Linked DNA regions of Mus musculus: region 2 is linked to region 1. A link is a loop called in an ENCODE intact Hi-C map of the cell type or tissue named here. Cell type or tissue: heart. All regions are shown on one strand. Each heading gives the region's core, and the rest is flanking DNA. Links, peaks and the distances in the headings are about the cores only.

Region 1 (10,350 bases), core at 1,287-9,286:
GAGTCTCAGGATGAAACTCAAGTTCATGGTCTTGCCGGCACCACCTTTAACCACTGAGCCATCTTATCAGTCCAGGAGATGACATTTCTTAACTTCATAATTTACATGGCAACTTGGGAAATCACACATCCCAGGCATGTGTCTCAACTTGTGTTTTCACAGCATAGACACACACAGAAACACATGTTCACTCTTGAGATGCCTGCTGACAAGACTTCTCCTCTGACTCTCAGACACCTGGCTCTCAGAATACACTAGCATCCACTATATTCTTCAGGGGCGTTGAGTAATGGTGACTTCCACTTCCACTCACCTCTCAGAAAAGCTGGAAGGGGTGAGCAAACCTTGCCACCTCCCTCAGATGCATGCATGCGCACAGACACACAGGCATGGACGCACGCACATGTGCGTGTTAAACAGTGTCTCTTTTACTCACATCATAAAATAGGCATATATAGACTGCCATAGAGCTTGTCTTGGGAGTGCTGACGTGCATAACTTATTTAAGCAGTTTGTAGACGAACTCAGGGTTTGCACAGCTGTTCATACTGTTAAAAAGAACTGTTTTAATTCTGGCCATAACAGCAAAGAGGATGTTGAATTCTCATTCTTCCTGTGCAAGCTAAACCGGTCTACCAAAATCTGAAGAATGCTCTCTCCGGGCATCCGATAGCCACATAGCAAACCTGAGTCAGTTCCTCTCCCACACCTATGCTCCTCACAACCCCCACACCTATGCTCCTCACAACCCCCACACCTATGCTCCTCACAACCCCACACCTATGCTCCTCACAACCCCACACCTGTGCTCCTCACAACCCCACACCTGTGCTCCTCACAACCCCACACCTGTGCTCCTCACAACCCCACACCTGTGCTCCTCACAACCCCACACCTATGCTCCTCACAACCCCCACACCTGTGCTCCTCACAACCCCACACCTATGCTCCTCACAACCCCACACCTATGCTCCTCACAACCCCACACCTATGCTCCTCACAACCCCACACCTATGCTCCTCACAACCCCACACCTATGCTCCTCACAACTCCCACACCTATGCTCCTCACAACCCCACACCTATGCTCCTCACAACCCCACACCTATGCTCCTCACAACCCCACACCTATGCTCCTCACAACCCCCACACCTGTGCTCCTCACAACCCCACACCTATGCTCCTCACAACCCCACACCTATGCTCCTCACAACCCCACACCTATGCTCCTCACAACCCCACACCTATGCTCCTCACAACCCCACACCTGTGCTCCTCACAACCCCACACCTATGCTCCTCACAACCCCACACCTGTGCTCCTCACAACACCACAGATCCAGATTTTCTCCAGTGTCCCAAAATGCAGGTCAAACTCCTTGCTGTGACTCTGGATCCTGCTCTCCTCTGCCTCTTCCTTCAGCATTTCTGGTTCAGTTGTTGGTGTGTGCTCAGTAAAGCGCCCTTGCTTGGGCCCTCTCCATGGTCTCTGAAATCTGTGTTTGGGTGGCTTCAAGACCCTGAAGACAGGACATGTCCTTTATTGTCACCCCAGCTTTTAATCCAGTGTCTGATCTGAATAGGTTCTCCATCATCTATGACTGAATTAAGGTGTGGGAAGAGTAGGTGGCATTGGGGTGGGTGTCTCTGAAGTCAAAGATGTCCTGATTCCAAGGACTTCTGCTGTGCTCCCAGGAACTGTGCTGCAAAGCCTCCTTGGGGGATAAGCTTCTTTACAGGAGCTATTATACATCTCATGGCAAAGGACACCAATGACACATGAAACGGATTCCAGAGAAGGAGTATAGTAGTTACCCCCCAACCTTGAAATTAGTTTCCATCTACAGAGCTCTGGGGTTACCAAGCAGCAGAGGCAGGAGGGATGCCTCCCCACCCAGCTTTTCTTTTTAATTGAAATTTTTGTAATATATTCTCTTCACAGCTTCCCCTCCTCCATTGTCTCCCAGGCCCTCTCCACCTCCCATCCAATTCCACACCTGACAAACAGGAAAATTAGAAAAGCAAAAATACAAGAAAAAATTAAAAGCACAAGAAACACACAAAACAAAAGACAAAAAAAAAAAAACCAAAATCAGAAATCATAATATGCACACAAACAATAAAACTTTTTTAAATGCCCAAAGCAATATGAGACTTTTTTTTTTAAAAAATCTACAAAACCCACCATTGAGTTCATTTTATGTTGGTATCTTCTGCTGGGCATGGCCCTGCCCTGAAGGGTGATTTATATACCTAATGAGATTCTGTTGCATAAAACTGAGTTTTCCTTTCTGAGCAGTTATCATGTAGAGATCGATGTTGGTTAGGGCTGAGAGTTTGTGTCTACTCAGCGTTGGGATACCATCTGGCATATATGATGTAGTCCCTGTGAATGCCACCACAGTCTCTGTGAGGTCACATGTGTGCCAGTTCTGTTATGTGTGAAGATAACGGTTTACTTTTTTTTGTCATCTGACCCCTTTGGCTCTAGCAATCTTTCTGCCTCTTGTTCTGCAGGGTTCTCTAAGTCCTGAGGGAAAGTATTTGATTATAGGACTGAGTGTGCCAAGGTCTCTCACTCTCGGCACACTATGGGTCTCTGTATTCACTCCCATCTACTGGAGAAGAAAGCTGCTCTTATGATGACTAAGCCAGTCATTGGTCTATGGGCATAGTAGACAGTCATTAGGAGTCATTTTATTGCTGTGTCCCTTTAGAAGAACAACAGTGTTTTGTTTCCTTCTAGGCCTATGGTCTATCTAGTCTCAGGTTCTTGGCCACTTGAACAGTGTTGGGCTTCCATCTCATGGAGTGGACCTTAAATCTAATCAGATAATAGATTGTCACTCCCATAACATTTGTGCCATTATTGTATCAGCATAGAAAGCAGGTAGGTCACTCTTAGGGGCTTTGGGATTTGTAGCTGGGTTAATGGTTACTTTTCGCCTCTGGTAGAATGCACAGTACCTTCAAGTACCATGAAGTATCATTAGTTAGTGAAGATGAAGGCTCTAACTTCTTCATGTTCAGTGAGATATGTAAGTGTTGTCTTCAGCAATGAATTCTTTTTTTTTTTTTTTTTTTTTTTTTGGTTTTTCAAGACAGTTTCTCTGTGTAGCCCTGGCTGTCCTGGAACTCACTTTGTAGACCAGGCTGTCCTGGAACTCAGAAATCTGCCTGCCTCTGCCTCCTGAGTGCTGGGATTAAAGGCGTGCGCCACCAGGCCCGGCCAGCAATGAATTCTTAACATGAGTTTTTGGAGAACAACCAACAGCCTTGGCAATAGCCTGAGTGGTTTGGAGGTTTCTAGTGCTCACGTCTTGAACCACAGGCAGAAATCAAAGAGAGTACACCAACCCACACCTCCTAAACCGCCCAAACATCACCCCTAACTAGGGATTAAGCCCTGAAATTCTAGAGACAATGGTGGGACGTTTCTCATTCAAACCAACACAAGGAGGAAACAGCACTAAGGAAAATAAAAAGTGGTCAGCTTAGTTAAAGAGTTAGTGTATTTACCAACTGTTTTCAGAACATCATCCTTAGTCCAATATAGGACTGGGTCCCTGGAACAAAAGAAAAGTTTTAAAAAGTCTCAGCTCTCAGAGAATGCAGGGTTCAGTAGAAAAAGTAAGATGTGAAATGCAATACATAAGTAAACAATAAATGAATAAAAGCTCCTATCAATTAAAAAGGACACCAGGAGTAAAATGTGACAAACTCCTTTTATGGGGCCACATGTGCACCCCACATCCTGCATCCTATTCCGGGCCTTTCACAGTCCTTGTCTCATTTGGATCTCCCAGGAGGTCTCTAAGCTGGATGGGTGGGAAAGGGAAGGGGGTAGTAATGAGAGGCGGCAGGGTGAGCCTAGTGTGCTGGGCAGGGCTAGGTGGTCTCTCTGGCTTAAGTTATATCCCTTTGGGCAGCCTTGGGCCAGCCAGCCCAGCCCGTCTTTGGCTGGATGAGGGGCCTGAGCCAATCAATCCTGCAGCCCAGGCAGACCGTGCTGGGGGCCTTGGCGCAGCCCATAATGAATCTGGCTAGCAACAGAACTTATTTTTACACCTCTTCACATTAGTCTCCAAAGACCAGACCTGAACGCAAAGCGAGAAAACATGGATTGATCGCAGCTGTGGATCCATGGTGATTTGTGCTTAGTGCTGAAAAGTGTCGGGTCTGTGGTTGGAACCCCTGACTTTCTGGCCATGAGCCATCATTAACACAAATGCTGATATGTTTGTTCTTCTCCCTTTGTGTCAGGCCCCATCAGCCGACCCTGCCTAACTTCTGCCTTACAAAATTTCCATGTGTTTTAGAGTCATTGTATACAAGATCTTTGTTCAAAACTGCCATGGTCACAGTACACAGAGATCACCAGTCTGTGGACAGGCTGAGGTATTAGTCCTAAGGGCATATAACATGGTCCCTAATACTAGAAGCTGAAGTCAGATGACCTGGGTCCAAATCACAGCACCAACTTGTCTGTTGTGTAACCCAGAGTGCCAAAATCATCATTGTGAACATCTGGCTCTTCTTGGTAAGATGTAAGTAACAAAACCATACATCAAGAACTTCTTGAACTGAAAGATGGTCCTAGTTAGCTTTAACTATCTGCTTGACACAGCCTAAAGGGACCGCTGAGGGGAAAGCCTCAACTGAGCAGTTCCCTAGGTCAGTTTATCCATGAGCATGTCTGTACAGACAGAGTTGCCTTGATTGCTAATTGACATCAAAGGTCCAACCCACTGTGAGTGGTACCATTCCCTAGGCAGGTGTTTCTGGACTGTTTGAGGGAGTGAGGTAAGCATCTGCCTGAGTGAGCCAGTAAGCAGCCTTCCTCCATGGCTGCTTCTTCAAGTTCCTGCAGTCAAGCCTTCCCTCCTCTGAGTTGCTTTTGGTTATGATATTTTGTCACAGCCACAGAAATGAAACTAGGACACGGATCAATTTTTGTTATTGTTTTTCCAACTTGGGGCGGATCCTTTTGTATAAAGATAATGCTTGGGAGTGGCCAGCAATTTCAAATTGCTATGAAAAATGATTATTTGCTATAGGAACTTGCAGACGAAACCATCGAGCATGGCTGCTTACTGGCTCACTCAGGCAGATGCTTGCCTCGCTCCCTCAAACAGCCCAGAAACACCTGCCTAGGGAATGGCACCACCCACAGTGGGTTGGACCTTCTTCTGTCAATTAGACATTCTATAAAAATGCTTATTCTAAATGTGTATACTTACTACCATAGACCACTAACTGAGGACCATGTACCAGCATCACTACAGATCTCACCCAGAAAAGCGTAACCCCTGGCACAGAATGAGAGTGTTTTCTGCTGTGGTGATTATGAGCCCCTTGTGTGTTTGTAAAAATAAAGTACTGGCCAGTGACTTAGCCCATTAATCACACGTACTAGTAGAAAGAGAAATAATCTCCAAAGCAAGATTATTGTTTGTTTAGTTATTTACTTTTGACTAGCAGGGCTCTGACTAAACATTATTGCTTAAATTTCTTGGCATTTGTATTCAGCATTAGGTAATCTCTGGATTTTGTTTTCTTTTGCAGCCTCTGAAGATGCCTTTCATCTCCTAAGGACTGTGGGTGACAAGGCTGATACAGCTATCGGTGGGTTTCTGTGGGCTGTTCTGTAGGTCAGTTCTCTCTTAGCAATTAGAACCTTTCTAAGCATAACACAAAAGAGCTACAGTGGCCTCTGCCTATGGGCTTCTGGGCTGTTTACTTCTTCACAGCAGGCTGAGACCTGTTAGCTCAAAAGTGCTCTGGCACTAAACACAGATTTTTACACATCCAGTTGTTTTTAGTCATAGTCTAAATAAGCAGACATCTAGCCATTTGGAGCCTGTCTACTATGCAGAACCCAGGAGGCTTCATCCAACATCTACAAACCATAGATAAGAAAGACCTGATAACCACAAACCCCAGAAGCCTCTGTCACTCGGCTGAGCTCTCTGACCCAGACTCTTGACATTTCAGCTGGGTCTCTGACCCCCTCCCTTGGGAGTTCCCTTTTCTGCGCAGTGGCCCCTGCAGTAACTGTAGACTCTCACAGATACTTTCCTGTGGTAAGGTATGTGCCACAAATGAGACCTGTCAGAGTAGCACTAGAGTCTGTGTGTGCTACTGCCACCTGGTGGTCATATCTTCCATCACTCAGTCTCCAGAACCCAAGACTTAAACTGTAGCAATGAACCAAATTCGAGGTCTGTTTTCAGTGGTTTGAGCTTCAGTTAAAGGTACCTAAGGCCCAGCAGGCTCCCTACACAGCAATGACAGAAGGAAAACTCTGTTAGGTGTGCCTTCCCACTCCACAAGGCTAGAATTTAAAATCAGAAATCTGCTTACAAGGGCTTTCTTTATTTGGCTTGCTGGCGTGTAGCAGCGGGCAGACTACCCACTAATAGTGACCATTGATTCTGTCAATGGGAAAATGAGTTCTCCACCTCCACAGGCTGTCATGAGGATTGAACAAATTAATGCATATGGTGACATAGTTTCAGACAATACACGGTCACCACAGAGCATCATTATTGCTATCTACATTTCTCCCTCTGAAGGTGCTACCATGGCCTCCATGTCAGACCCTATTAGAAAAGAGACTTAGATTGCCTAAAAAGCTTTAATGGAAATGTAACATTTTTTAATAAAACATTTTATTTTATTTTTATTACTTTTTTATTAGATATTTTCTTTATTTACATTTCAAATGCTATCCCCTTTCCTCATTTCCCATCAAAAATCCCCCTTCCCCCTGCTCACCAATTCACCCACTCCTGCTTCCTGGTCCTGGCATTCCCCTACATTGGGGCATCAAGCCTTCACAGGACCAAGGGCCTCTCCTCCCATTGATGACCTACAAAGCCATCCTCTGCTGCATAGGCATCTGGAGCCATGAGTCCCACCATGTGCTCTTTGGTTGGTGGTTTAGTCCCTGGGAGCTCTGGGGGTACTGGTTGGTTCATATTGTTGTTCCTCCTATGGGGCTGCAAGCTCCTTCAGCTCCTTGGACCCTTTCTCTAGCTCTTCCATTGGAGACCCTGTGCTCAGTCCAATGCTTAGCTGAGAACATCCACTTCTGTATTTGTCAGGCACTGGCAGAGCCTCTCAGGAGACAGCTATATCAAGCTCCTGTCAGCAAGCACTTGTGTCTGGGTTTGGTGACTGTATATGGGGTGGATCCCCAGGTGGAGAAATCTCGGGATGGTCATTCCTTCAGTCTCTGCTCCACACTTTGTCTCTGTTTCTCCTCCCATGGGTATTTTGTTCCCCCTTCTAAGAAGGACTGAAGTATCCACACTTTGGTCTTCCTTCTTCTTAAATTTCATGTGTTTTGCAAATTGTATCTTGGGTAATCTGAGCTTCTGGGCTAATATCCACTTATCAGTGAGTGCATATCATGTGGGTTTTTTGGGATTGGGTTACCCCAGTCAGGATGATATTTTCTAGTTGACTCATTTGCCTAAGAATTTCATAAATTCATTGTTTTGAATAGCTAAGTACTACTCCATTGTACCACTTTTCCTGTATCTATTCCTTTGTTGAGGAACATCTGGGTTCTTTCAAGCTTCTGGCTATTATAAATAAGGCTGCTATGAACATAGTGGAGCATGTGTCCTTATTACATGTTGGAGCATCTTCTGGGTATATGCCTAGGACTGGTATTGTTGGGTCCTCAGGTAGTACTATGTCCAATTTTCTGAGGAACTGCCAAACTGATTTCCAGAGTGGTTGTACCAGCTTGCAATCCCACCAGCAATGGAGGAGTGTTCCTCTTTCTCCACATCCTCTCCAGCATCTGCTGTCACCTGAGTTTTTGATCTTAGCCATTCTGACTGGTGTGGGGTGGAATCTCAGGGTTGTTTTGATTTGCATTCCCCTGATGACTAAAGATGTTGAACATTTCTTTAGGTTCTTCTCAGCCATTCGGTATTCCTCAGTTGAGAATTCTTTGTTTAGCTCTGTACCCCATTTTTAATAGGATTATTTGTTTCTCTGGAGTCTAAGTTCTTGAGTTCTTTGTATGTATTGCATATTAGCCCTCTATCGGATGTAGGGTTAGTAAAGTTCTTTTTTACAATCTGTTGGTTGCTGTTTTATCCTATTGACAGTGTCCTTTGCCTTACAGAAGCTTTGCAATTATATGAGGTCCCATTTTGGAAATGTAACTTCTAGTTCTATGAAATTAAGAATGCTAAGAGAGCATTCTAAACGATTACACACTAACAAATATAGCAGCCCAGATAAAATGGAAAACTTCCTGGAAACACAATACCTACTGAAATCTGTGAGGAAATGGAAAGTCCAAATGGACCACAGCTGGTAAGAAGACTGAGTAACTCATCGGAAGTTCTCCTGGATAATAGGCGTTAGTGCCAATCTATAAGACTCTTGACTAAGACCAATCCTTTACAAATCTCCCTGCTTTTCCCCCAAAAATGAAAAAGATATTTTTAACTCATTCCACAAGGCCACTTAAGTCAGAAAAAAAAGTACAAAGCAACATCCTTATGAATATTGTTCTGATAATCCAAACAATTAAAAGAGAAAATGAAATTTGTCTGTACATTAAAAATGAGTATTCATCACCAACAAGTAGGAGTTATTCTAAAAATACAAAGATAGTCCATTGCACAAAAGCCAATCAATGCAATCAATAAACCGCATCAACAAATAAAGGGACAAAAATTAACCTCTACTGATGCAGTTCGGCATCTGACACAGTTCAGCATCCTTCCATGACTATAAGGAAGTCAGAAGGAACTGAAAGGAACCTCCCTAGGCTAGCAAAGGTTTGGTATTAAATAACACAATTAACGGGATATTGGTGATAGAGGCCCAGCAACTTGTTCCTCTCGGGTCAGGCAGGAGACAAGGTGCCTATTTCATCACTTGTAGTAAACATTATATTGAAAGTTTTAGGTAGAAGAATTAGGAAACAGATAGGGATGTAGCTCCGTGGTAGCGCTCTTGCCTGGCGTGTGCAAGCCTCTGCGGTTAAACCTCAGCACCGCAAGAACAAGAGGGAAAGAGTGAGGGTTGGAAAGAAAGGGGAGTAGGGAAGAAGAGAGACACAGAGAGAGACAGAGACAGAGACAGAGAGAGTTCAATTGTGTGCCTAAGACAATATGATCTTATACATAAAAATTAATGTAGCATTAAAACTGGCACTCATGAATGACAATCATAACTAATAAGTGAGCCCAGCATAGTTGAAGGATCCAGTATGGACTTTCACGGCCTTGCTGTAATGTGTTCTCTAGCAATGAACAAGCTGGGAAAGAAATAAAGAAAACAGCTCCAGGTATAACTGCTAGGAATTAGTCAAGGATATAAATAAAGGACCTATCTCAGGAACGTGAAGAACACTTTGACAGAAATTAAATAAGACAACAGTAAGTGGAAAGGCATCCCAGATTCATGGGTTGGAACATTTAATACTGTTAAGCGCCAGCAATAGCCAAAGCAATCTACAATGACAGAATCCCTCTCAAAATCACAACATTGCTTCTGTAATCATAGACAAAGCTCCTAAAGTTGACATGAATCTAAAGGGGCGCTAACAACCAAAATAATAGTAACAACAGCAACAATAATAAAGTTAAATCAAGCTTCCTAATTTCACATTTTACTGCAATAATCAAAATAGTATATCAGGAGCATAAAGACAGATATACAAAACAATGGGAAAGGTCTGAAAGCCATAAATAAACTCTGGTAGGTATGGGCACATGATTCCAACAAGAGTTCTATGACCATTCAATAAGAATTCAACACAGTGGGGCATGGTAGCACACACTTTTAATCCCAGCACTCAGGAGGCAGAGGCAGGCAGATCTCTGAGATCAAGGTCAGCCTGGTCTACAGAACAAGTTCCAGGACAGCCAGACCCATGTAGAGACCCTATCTCAAAAAAAAAAAAAAAAAAAAAAAAAAAAAAGATAAAACTTCTGTAATTACTTGGCTCATGTGTTGATGAAGAAAAATGTTTTTAAGAGGATACAGCAGCCTTTTCAATAATCTATATTAGAAACCCTGGAGCCCAAGTGCAGAAGAATGACATTGAGCTGGGCATGGTGGCACCTGCCTACAGTACAAGCACTTGGGAGGATTTATCAGAAGGGTCAAAGCCAGCTGGAGTCACATGGGAACAGCCTGTCTCAAACCAAGGACAAGAAACGGAGGAGGAAGAAGGAGAGGGAGAAGAAACAGTAGTAGCAGTTGTTTCTCTGCTTAATACTATTTATAAAAATTAACTCAAGCACATCAGAAACCTAAGAGTAACAACTAAAATTGTAAAACCATGAATAAAACAGGAGGCATTCTCATTATACTGT
Region 2 (10,350 bases), core at 1,063-9,062, 250 kb before region 1:
GACTGTCTGTTTGCTTCATTAGCCCCTCTTATTGGTTGTTTGAGATTTGGGTATTTGATTTTTTGAAGTCTTTAAGGATCTGAGGCTTTAGCCTCGTCAGAGGTACAGTAGGCAAGGATTTCCTCTCACTTTTTTTTAAAAGATATTTTCTTTATATACATTTTAAACGCTATCCCCAAAGTTCCCTATACCCTCCCTCTGCCCTGCTCCCCTACCCACCCACTCCTGCTTCTTGGCCCTGGCTTTCCCCTATATTGGGGCATATAAAGTTTGCAATACCAAGGGGCCTCTCTTCCCAGTGATGGCCGACTAGGCCATCTTCTGCTACATATGCAGCTAGAGATATGAGCTCTGAGGGTACTAGTTAGTTCATATTGTTGTTCCACCTATAGGGTTGCAGACCCCTTCAGCTCCTTGGTTGCTCTCTCTAGCTTCTCCATTGGGGGCCCTGTGTTCCATCTTATAGATGACTGTAAGCATTCACTTCTGTATTTGCCAGGCACTGGCATAGCCTCATAAAAGACAGCTATAACAGGGTCCCTTCAGCAAAATCTTTCTGGCATTGTGTAATAGTGTCTGCGTTTGGTGGCTGATTATGGGATGGACCCCTGTGTGGGGCAGTCTCTGGATAGTTCATACTTTCGTCTTCGCTCCAAACTTTGTCTCTGTAACTCCTTTCATGGATATTTTGTTCCCAATCTAAGGAGGAATGAAATATCCACCCATTGGTCTTCCCTCTTCTTGATTTTCTTGTGTTTTGCAAATTGTATCTTGGGTGTTCTATGTTTCTGGGCTAATATCCACTTATCAGTGAGTGCATATCTAATGACTTCTTTTGTGATTGGGTTACCTCACTAACGATGATATCCTCCAGATACATCCATTTGTCCAAGAATTTCATAAACCCATTGTTTTTTAATTGCTGAGTAGTACTCCATTGTGTAAATGTACCACATTTTCTGTATCCATTCCTCTGTTGAGGGACATCTGGGTTCTTTCCAGCTTCTGGCTGTTATAAATAAACCCACTCTCTATCGAGGTTTCTCTTCACTCTGATGATGGTTCCTTTCCTGTCAAGAGGAAGTTTTATATCGTACCATCCTATCTGTATATTACTGTAAGTAATATCCTGAGCTGTAGTCCTTTCCAGGAAGGTCTTGCCTCTGCCTATAACTTCTGGTGTTTTCTTATGTTTTTCTTTGGCAGGTCAGAGTTTTAAGTCTTTTTTTTTTCCCTTTAATTGAAATATACTCTTTTCTCATGTGATTTATCTTGCTTATAGTTTCCTCTCCCTCTACTCCTCATTCCTCTCTACCTGCCTCTGCCTCTGGAACCACTACCTTCCATCTCTCATTAGAAAAGAACAGGCTCCTAATAGATAACATCCAAATATGACAACATAAATATAATAGGATGAAGCGCTCTTTTTGCCCCATCTACTGCGAGGATGAAGACCATTCTCAGCAATCAGACTGTTGACATTCCAGAGAATGTCGAAATCACTCTGAAGGGGTGCACAGTCATTGTGAAGGGCCCCAGGGGGACCCTGCGGAGGGACTTCAGTCACATCAACGTGGAGCTGTCTTCTTGGGAAGAAAAAGAAAAGGCTCCGGGTTGACAAGTGGTGGGGTAACAGAAAGGAACTGGCCACCGTCAGGACCATCTGCAGTCATGTTCAGAACATGATCAAGGGTGTCACACTGGGCTTCCGATACAAGATTCAGTCTGTACGCTCACTTCCCCATCAATGTCGTCATCCAGGAGAATGGCTCTTTGGTTGAAATCCGAAATTTCTTGGGTGAAAACTACATCCGCAGGGTTCGGATGAGGACAGGTGTTGCTTGTTCTGTCTCTCAAGCCCAGAAGGATGAGTTAATCCTTGAAGGAAATGATACAACTTGTTTCAAATTCAGCTGCCCTGATTCAGCAAGCCACAACAGTTAAAAACAAGGATATCTGGAAGTTTTTGGACGGCATCTATGTGTCTGAGAAGGGAACTGTGCAGCAGGCTGAGGAGTGAGGAGGCCTCAGTTCCTGGCTCCAGAAACGAGATCCTGATCACAAGAACAATTTGGGCTCTTTTGGGAGAATAAAAGACTTATATGTTAAAAATAATAATAATAGGATGAAGCAAAAACTATCACATCGAAGTGGGACACAGCGACCCAACAGGAGAAAAAGAGTCCTGAGAGCAGGCAATAGAGTCAGAGACTCATTCTCACAGTCAGGAGTCCCATAAAATACTAAGCTGAGCGGTGGTGTCACATGACTCTAATCCCAGCACTCAGGAGGCAGAGGATGGTGGATCTCTGTAAGTTTGAGGCCAGCCTGGTTTACAGAATAAGTTCCAGGACAGCCAGGGCTGTTACACAGAGTCCGGCCAGGGGCCAGCCCCTGCTGTTCTTTCTTGGTTCTCTCTTGAGGTAAACCTAGGGAGAAGAGGTTTGCTGGTGCAAGACTTAGTCTTGTGAAATACTTAGGGTTGCCTTTTTCTATAATAAAAGTTTGCCTGTCTTAAATCTAAGTTACTTTGTAGTGGTAGCTGACCTGCTGAGTCACTCTGAGGGCAGAAACTGCAGTACTCAGTGGGAGGTACTGGAGGTTAAGTGAAAGGATTTATTGCTGATGCTCCTTTCTCTGGTGAATCAGCCAGAAGCCTCTCTGGTTATGCTGGTTAACTCTTTGTGAACCAGGGAGGAAGGAAAGGAAAAGAATTAGGATGCTTTATACAAGCAAATATGCACAGACACATACATTCAAACATTCACACACCCACTCTTTGGCCTGGCCCGACCGTCTGTCACAATCAACTCCACACGTATTCATGCATGCTTACATACATACACATATACTTACACACAAGCATAGACAAACATACATACATATTTGGATGGACAGATGGATGGATGGATGGATGGATGGATGGATGGATGGGGCAGAACTCCCCAAGCCAAACAAGTCAACCAACAATTTTATTTCTTTTCTCTAGGCTTTTATATCTTCTTAGACAAAAAGTTCTGTAGAAAATTACATCAGAGATAAAATTTTACATAGAATGAGAGTTACAGAAGGATGTTGATAACTAAGTTCAAAGCAATGTTTCTTTATAATATGCTCATTATAAGTTCAAAGCAACAGTTTTTACATGGCCTTGCCTTATCATAGTGCAAACCTATGACTTTATCCTTGAACCTAAATGCTTTTCCTTGAACACAAAATTATCCCAAGTCTATTTCTCTTTTTAGTGTAATTATGAAAGCTAATTGTGTTTCTTATTATGTAGCCTTTACTTACTATTCTGAGGAGTGGGCACATTCTATTCTTGATTCTAACTTTATTACATCTTTCTCACAACTACAACCATCTCTAAAAACTCTCTTCCTAAAATTATTTGAATCAAATCAAGAATTCTATAGAATCATAATCTATTTGTCAATATAGCATCACTACAAAATAGTACATCTTCGTGAGTCTACAGAAATCTGCTCAAAAGGTGGGCCAATACCTAGTGAGTATTATATATTTAATAACAGGAAATGCATATTAATAGCAGGAATTGTTCCTCAGATATAATCTCCTCAGCCTTGTCTAGAGGAGTAAACCCATTATAGATTGGCAGTCTATGGCAGAACTATCTCAGAGAGATCACCTGGTAGTTTTTAACCTTTCCTAGATGGCTCTTGGCAGAAACCCTGTCTGGGGGGTGGCGGGGGGGGGGGGGGAACCAAGCTAGCAGCTATACCATATGCACAGAGGATTTGGCAGACCCATGCAAGTCCTGTGCTTATTGTTTCAGTCTCTGTGACCTCAACTGGGCCTTGTTTATTTGACTCAGAGAGCCTTATACTCCTGGTGTTCTCCACTTTCTCTGGATATTAGAATCTTTCTACCTCTTCTGCTGTGGGATTCCCTGAGCTCTGAGGGGCAGAATTTGATGAAGACTTCTTCCCATTTAGACTCTCTCTCCACAAAATGCTTGGCCATGCTCTCTGCATGTGTTCCCATCTGCTGCTTGAGGGAGCCTCTCTGATGATGGCTCGTCAGGCCACAGATCGATGAGTACAACAGAAGACCATCAGGAGTCATTCCATTGAGAGCTGTTTTTTTCATTTTGTTTGTTTTTTATTTTGTTTTTTTGTTTGCTTCTTTGTTTTAGACCAATAGTGTTTGGTTTTTACCTGTGGCTATCTAGTATCTAGCTGTTGGTTATCCAAGCAATCTTATCTTGACACCTTTGATCCATACTTAATTGATTTTTATTCAGGGTGAAAGAGATGAGTCTAATTTTACTCTTTTACCTGTGAAGATTCAGTTTCCCAACAACAGTTTGTTAAAGAGGCTGTCTTTTTCTCCAATGTGTTTTTTATACCTGTGTCAAAAATGAGGTGCATACATCTATGTGGCTTTGGTTCTAGGTTATCAATATTCCACTGGCATATGGATCTGTTTTGTGCCAGCCCCAGGCTGTATTTTGTTACTAATAGCTTTATAATATAACTTGAAATCAGGTGTTGTGATGACTCCAGGATTTCTTTGGTCATTCAGGTTATTTTGGACTTTCATATGCATTTTGAGTTGGTATATAATAAATATGCTGAGCTTTTGGTTGAGCTTTCTCCAACAGAGATCTGAGTCTACCCAGTGATAATCCCCCCCCCCTCTCTCTCTCTCTCTGTGTGTGTGTGTGTGTGTGTGTGTGTGTGTGTGTGTGTGTGTGTGTGTGTATGTTCTGTGTTTGTCTTCTTTCTCTGGCAACCCCAACTTGGAGCAACATCCAGCACAGTGAGGAAATTGGGCATCATTTGTTTTTTTCTGATGCTAGAAGAAATTGCCTCAGTTTTCCCATTTTGTTATGATATTAGCAAAAGACTTGTTATATGTAGTCATTTTTAGCTTGAGATACACTCCTTCAGTTCCTTGTTTCTCAAGTCTTCCTTCATAAAGGGATTTAAATTTTGTCTAAAGTACTTGCTGTTATCTATTGAGATGGTTATGTAATTAATTGCCATAGGCTATATTATGTTTATTGATTTGTATAGGTAAACTATCCTTATATGCTTGGCATAAAACCAACTCTGTCATGATACATAACAATTGTGATGTAGTGCTAAATGTGCTTTGCAAGTCATTTATTGAGAATTTTTTTGTGTCTTTGTTCACTAGGAGAAGTGACTTAACGAAACTTTCCTCAAACTTCCTTTTCTTTGCAAGCTTATTTTGTTCCTTGAATTAGCATTCCCCTGAACATGAGTTTATAAAACATTAACAGAGGTCAGCATGGTGGTCCCGGTCAGTGGGTCGTAAATCTTGATAAAAGTGTGTCAGAGATGAAAATATGGAATGCTACTGTGGATCTAGGAATCCTGGAATCCATGTTTATCACCAGGCCTAACACAGCCCTTAAATATATAGGTGACTGTTCTTCAAAAGGATAGAGACAATATAGTTTATTAGCTATGGATCCATCTAAAAGCACCACTAAGATTTCTAATAGATATTTTTCTGTGTTGCTTCTTCTTGCAGTCACTAGAAACTAAAAATATAACTGTTATGTGGGAGATCTGTAAAATGTTTTGATGTATAAAAGGGTTCTTTGTGCTAAAAGGACAAAAAAGGCTGAAAAAGCACTCCCTGTACCCAGAAGATGAGCTCCACTGGCTGGAAACTCAGGCATGATGCCATTAGATGAGAATATTCTAGGGTCACAGCAAACTGTGGTTCCTCCGCAATCGTAAAACACAGCATGGTCTGGGCACCCGTGAATAACCTGGATGGGTAGGACCCAGTGTTGTGCAGGGGATCCTTGCATCTCTCTTAGGCTAGGGCTCTGTGGAATGTTTGACACAGCAAGTCCAGCGAAGCGGGGGTTTCTGTACTGCAGCTGTATAAATGAGCTGCCATGGCCAGATGTGACTGTCATGACCCTGTTTGTGTACAGCATGGACATGCAGCCTCCACAGCCCTTGGGGATCTTTTTGGCTCTGGGACGCTATGATAGCAGACTTCAGTAAGTTGTGCATCAAAAAGCCAGCCAAATACCCATGAAAAAGAAAAAAACAAAAATGTGCTCACAGATGCTGCTCTCTCCAAAGAGAGAGCAAACTCAGGTTTGTCCAATGAAAGCAAATTCTACAGTATCCTTAATTACAAGGATGGTCTGCCTTCTCAGCCAAAAGCATACGGCAGCATGGCTCAGCCCCTTCATTATACTGGACTCATGACAGCCTTGCTGGTGAGCTGACCCTGGTGATTATCATAGCATGCAGTGGTACCATCCATATGTGGTGTGGCTTATATCACTTTTTTACTAATCCAGCTGATAGACAACATGTAATTTTGTTCTCATTTAAGAAACACATGTTTGTTCTGCACCTCTTGGTTCCTTTCCATTATCACTTTTGCTGCATTGTATTGTTTTTTTGGAGCCAGTGGTTCAGGCTAGCCCAGGACTCATTATGTAGCCCAGGCTGACCTTGAACTCACAGCAACACTCCTGTTTGGGCCTCCATGTATTTGGTTCTTTATAAATTCTCTGGCCCAACTGAGCTTTAAGAAACTATAAAATTAAATCACATTTGCCTTCTCTGAAGTAGAAAAGGCAGAGTGACCAGAAACATAACAGATGGAGCTATTCTTGGCTTCAGCTCTTAGCATCAGTGGCCACACCCCAAAGGGATGGCTGATCCAGGGCTATTGGCAAAAACAGTACAGAGAGAATCAGGTCCTCTGAGAGTCTAATTTTTCTTACCAACTTGGTGTTGACTTCTTTCGTCTGATCTTAGATGCATATTTTCTATATTCTCTCTCGGGACTCTGGGTCAATTGTTGATCTCATAATTTGCCAGCTTGCATCTCCCTTCATGGTTTTAAATTGCTCATGTCAGGAGGGGTTCACAGGTTTTGCTAATATCCTACACTCCAAATGGTAAAACTTGGGTTCCTCAATTCTCCATTCAAATCTTCCCAGGGTACCTAAATGTGTAAGTTTAGTAGTTAACAGTAAAAGGGATTGAAACAGAAGTTTATATCTTTAGTGAATTTTAACTACACAGTTCTTTTGAGAGAGAAAGAAAGAAAGATAGAGAGAGAGAGAGAGAGAGAGAGAGAGTGTGTGTGTTTACCATTTCATTTGGCATTTAAAATATAGCAATTATAGCTAAATATTCCTGACCTTGAGCTAACTAGGAGAGCCTGCCTATGGAATATAGAACACCCAGATTCATGTAAGCCACACTGAATGAATCTAACTGATAGGAAGACATTGGCCAGCAACACCCTAGCTCTATCTATACAACCGAGGCATCTGGAAGGAAACCGAATGCTGTTAGAACTTAAGAAACCGTCCAATGCTTAGACTGTACACACAATTGTTTTTATTTTTAAGTGCTTGGTGTTTAGTGAGCAACAACCTCTTACCAAAATATTTTTTTCCTCCCAACTTTTGGGATGATTCGTCCTTTTTTCTTTGGATCTTCTGCCCAGGGATTACAACATTTTCGAAACACGGTGCATCTACATGATATCAAATGCTTTCTGGAGGAAGTGACCAATTCCTTTGGCTTGGTTACTACGTGGGGCCTCATGAAAATGTTTGTTCAAGCAAAGGGTTATGCTGGATGAGTGGGGGCTTTGAGATGAAAATATAGTGTTTGCCTCTCTGGGAACCTGAATAAACAGGTTGGGCTTTGATTAATCTCTGCCTTACTTAGTTTCAAAATGTGTAGAAGGAGGAGAGATGACCCTGCTAGGAAGGCAGATTAAGTAATTTCTGGCATGAATGAATCCAGAATGGCCTGGGGTGGAGAGAGATAAGATGCATTTGTCATCTTTACGAAGCATTTGGAAACTATGTAAAGAAGAGAGAGGAGGGACCAGCATTGAGGGCAGTCGGCCTAGCCAGGAAGCAGCCTGGGTGAGCACAATGTCTCCCGCATTGTGTCCCAGCCTTTATATGTGTAGGTGTTAGTGGATGCCTGCCACAAAAGGTGCACTGCTTTCAACTGGGTTTGCAGACTTCTGGGTTCGTGTAATTAAGCAGTTTTATGTGTTAAGTTGGTCACTTTACTGCAGGACTTCCTGGCCTCTTCAGATGTATTATGAGTGCCTAAGTTCCAAAGATGACTTATCAAGAAATAGTCTCATTTAGGCACCTTTACCAACGTCTCCTTATCAATATCTTCTTATCAATCTCTCCTTCTGTAGCAGCCCAAGAAAACTGTCTTAGAAAAAGCATGATCCGGATCTAGTTGTGCAGGCCTATAATTCCAGGTGTGGAGGGGGCCAGGATTAAGGATTTTCTGTTAAAGGTCAGAATGGGTGACTTAGATGAAGCGCAGTGGGCAGAGGGCTTTGCCTAGTACTCAGGAGACCCAAACCTTAACGTCACAAAGCAAAAAGAAAGCGACTCTTCCTAGTTGTTTTTTCTTTCGAGTCTTGGCTTCACGTGCAATTCATCAGAGTATAAATCCCACCCCCTCTGCACATTAGCTGTGTGATCTGGGGCAGATAGAATCCTAGTATGCCTTGTGTTTGTCTGTGGTAAAACATAGGTTTTGATTTGGGAGGTACAGAATTCTCATGAGAATTAACTGACACTATAATAAATATAAACCAAATCTATACGATTAGTAAAGTACAAAATACACATTGATCCATGCTATGAATTCAGACATGAGTTATAAATATAATCTTGAGATATTCATGTTAAGAGTGGATTTTCATTAATTTAAGGACATTAGCCATAAAACTGATGTCCCACTGAAAACACGATCTAGTATTTGGCCATACTCTGCAAAACAGTTCACTTTTGATATCCCCTGTCCAAACAGTGAGCAGATGAGACCCAAAGGAGCACCTCTCTCTTTATTAAAAATGGCTGGAGGAAAACAATCTGCCTGATTCTGCGCGTGTGCACACACACACACACACACACACACACACACACACACACACACACACACACACTATTGTAACAAACTCCTGGAGCAGTTGGAAAGGACACAGCCAGCTTAGGATTTATGTCTGGTCTTTAAACTCTGAAATAAGCTGAATTATGTAAACATTTTGGCACAGCATACAGGGAGGGAAATACATTCCTCCTGGCATTATTAACAGGTGCTGTGGGAATAAGCAGCTATGGAGAGTTCACATTGCAGTGTCAGCAGAAGAAAATGTATTTTATAGGCTTATAGGGATAGAGGAGGGCCAGCAAGAGCCCACAGGTCCCATGCAGGAAGATGGCTGACAAATACTTTCCAGCTGTCACAACTGCACACGGGGTCTCATGATTTCTTATAGTGTTATGAATGTAAACGGTATTCAATTAACTGTTTCAAACACAGAAAGACTGCATTTACAAGAGAGAGATTTCTAGGCACCTGTCATGCCTGCCACCTCTGCTGTTTTCTGTGGTGCTCAGGGGCAGGAGAGAGGTTGCCCCCCACCCCTGTTCTAAGGCCACTCAGCTGTGCTCAGAGAATATAAATAAAAATAGACATACAAGGAGTGAGTTCTCAGTAAGCAGCAACTCCATCACCTGAGGCTGAGCCTCAGTATTTAGTCTATCCACACAGCATCTCAACCTCCTGCATCAGCCCCCTCCTCCCCTGGCCCCAGACTCACCAACACTAACAAGTACCATGAGAGGAAAAGAGCTTTATGTCCAGGAGGTATGCATGCTACTGCATAGAGCACCAGAGAGACTGATAGAAGTTCTTTCTCTGAAGAGCTAGGGGTGAGAGTACCTTTAAAGATCAAAGGCTCCCTGCCTGGCTGTATATTCCCTTTTAAGAATGAGCAAAAGGGAAAAAAAAAAAAAAGCAATCTGCCAGAAACAGAAGGCCACATGCTAGAAACTGCAGTCAGGTAGCAACAGAACATGACATAAGACTCTCCCCAGCAGTTGAAAGAGCCTGTTGTAAAGACAGATGCTGTGAGCAAAGTTCTAAGTTGTGGGATTAGGAACCTTGTCCAGCCCCAGTCATCCAACAGTCCCTCCAGGAACTCTGAGGACTTGAGCCAAGCAGGGATGAGTTTGCATGGCCCCTGTTCTTCCTTTCCTCCTGCAGGAAGGATGAAAGGCAAGCTTTTCACTAAGATGACCTGTGACTGCAGCTCACTCCCGCTGGAAGTCACAAGGTCTTGTTTCAAAGATCCATGTCCTGGCACTGAGAGACAGCCAGAGGCCCCCTCACTGTTGGCCATTCTGCTTTCCAACGCTGTAATGCTTGCCAGTCACTGGACTGTAAACTCAGAGAAGCTCAGTCTGGAATTAAGAATGCTAACTTTGAAATGTAAGAAACCTGAGTTCAGGTTCCGGTCTTGGGTCTGCCAAGCAGCCTTGTGATGTTG

The links. A loop is a pair of places that touch in the nucleus more often than their neighbours do. Peaks named below come from ENCODE experiments on the same cell type or tissue, not always from the same donor. Only the 100,000 strongest peaks of a DNase experiment are listed, where the experiment ranks them.
Region 2: a loop joins it to region 1, with 3.0 times the contacts of the local background. A loop is called at or near these places in 2 of 42 quality-filtered maps.

What each region holds. Positions count from the first base shown.
Region 1 is chr9:51,903,024-51,913,373 of GRCm38, forward strand. No RefSeq gene overlaps it. Among named protein-coding and RNA genes, the nearest start is that of 4933407I05Rik, 6.2 kb to the right of the region's middle. In heart, for the core only: a CTCF peak has its summit at 6,159 (motif pointing left); a DNase peak (open chromatin) is centred at 5,958.
Region 2 is chr9:51,655,442-51,665,791 of GRCm38, forward strand. It overlaps the pseudogene Gm8959. Among named protein-coding and RNA genes, the nearest start is that of Arhgap20, 100 kb to the right of the region's middle. In heart, for the core only: no CTCF peak of the experiment used is centred there; DNase peaks (open chromatin) are centred at 5,910 and 6,670.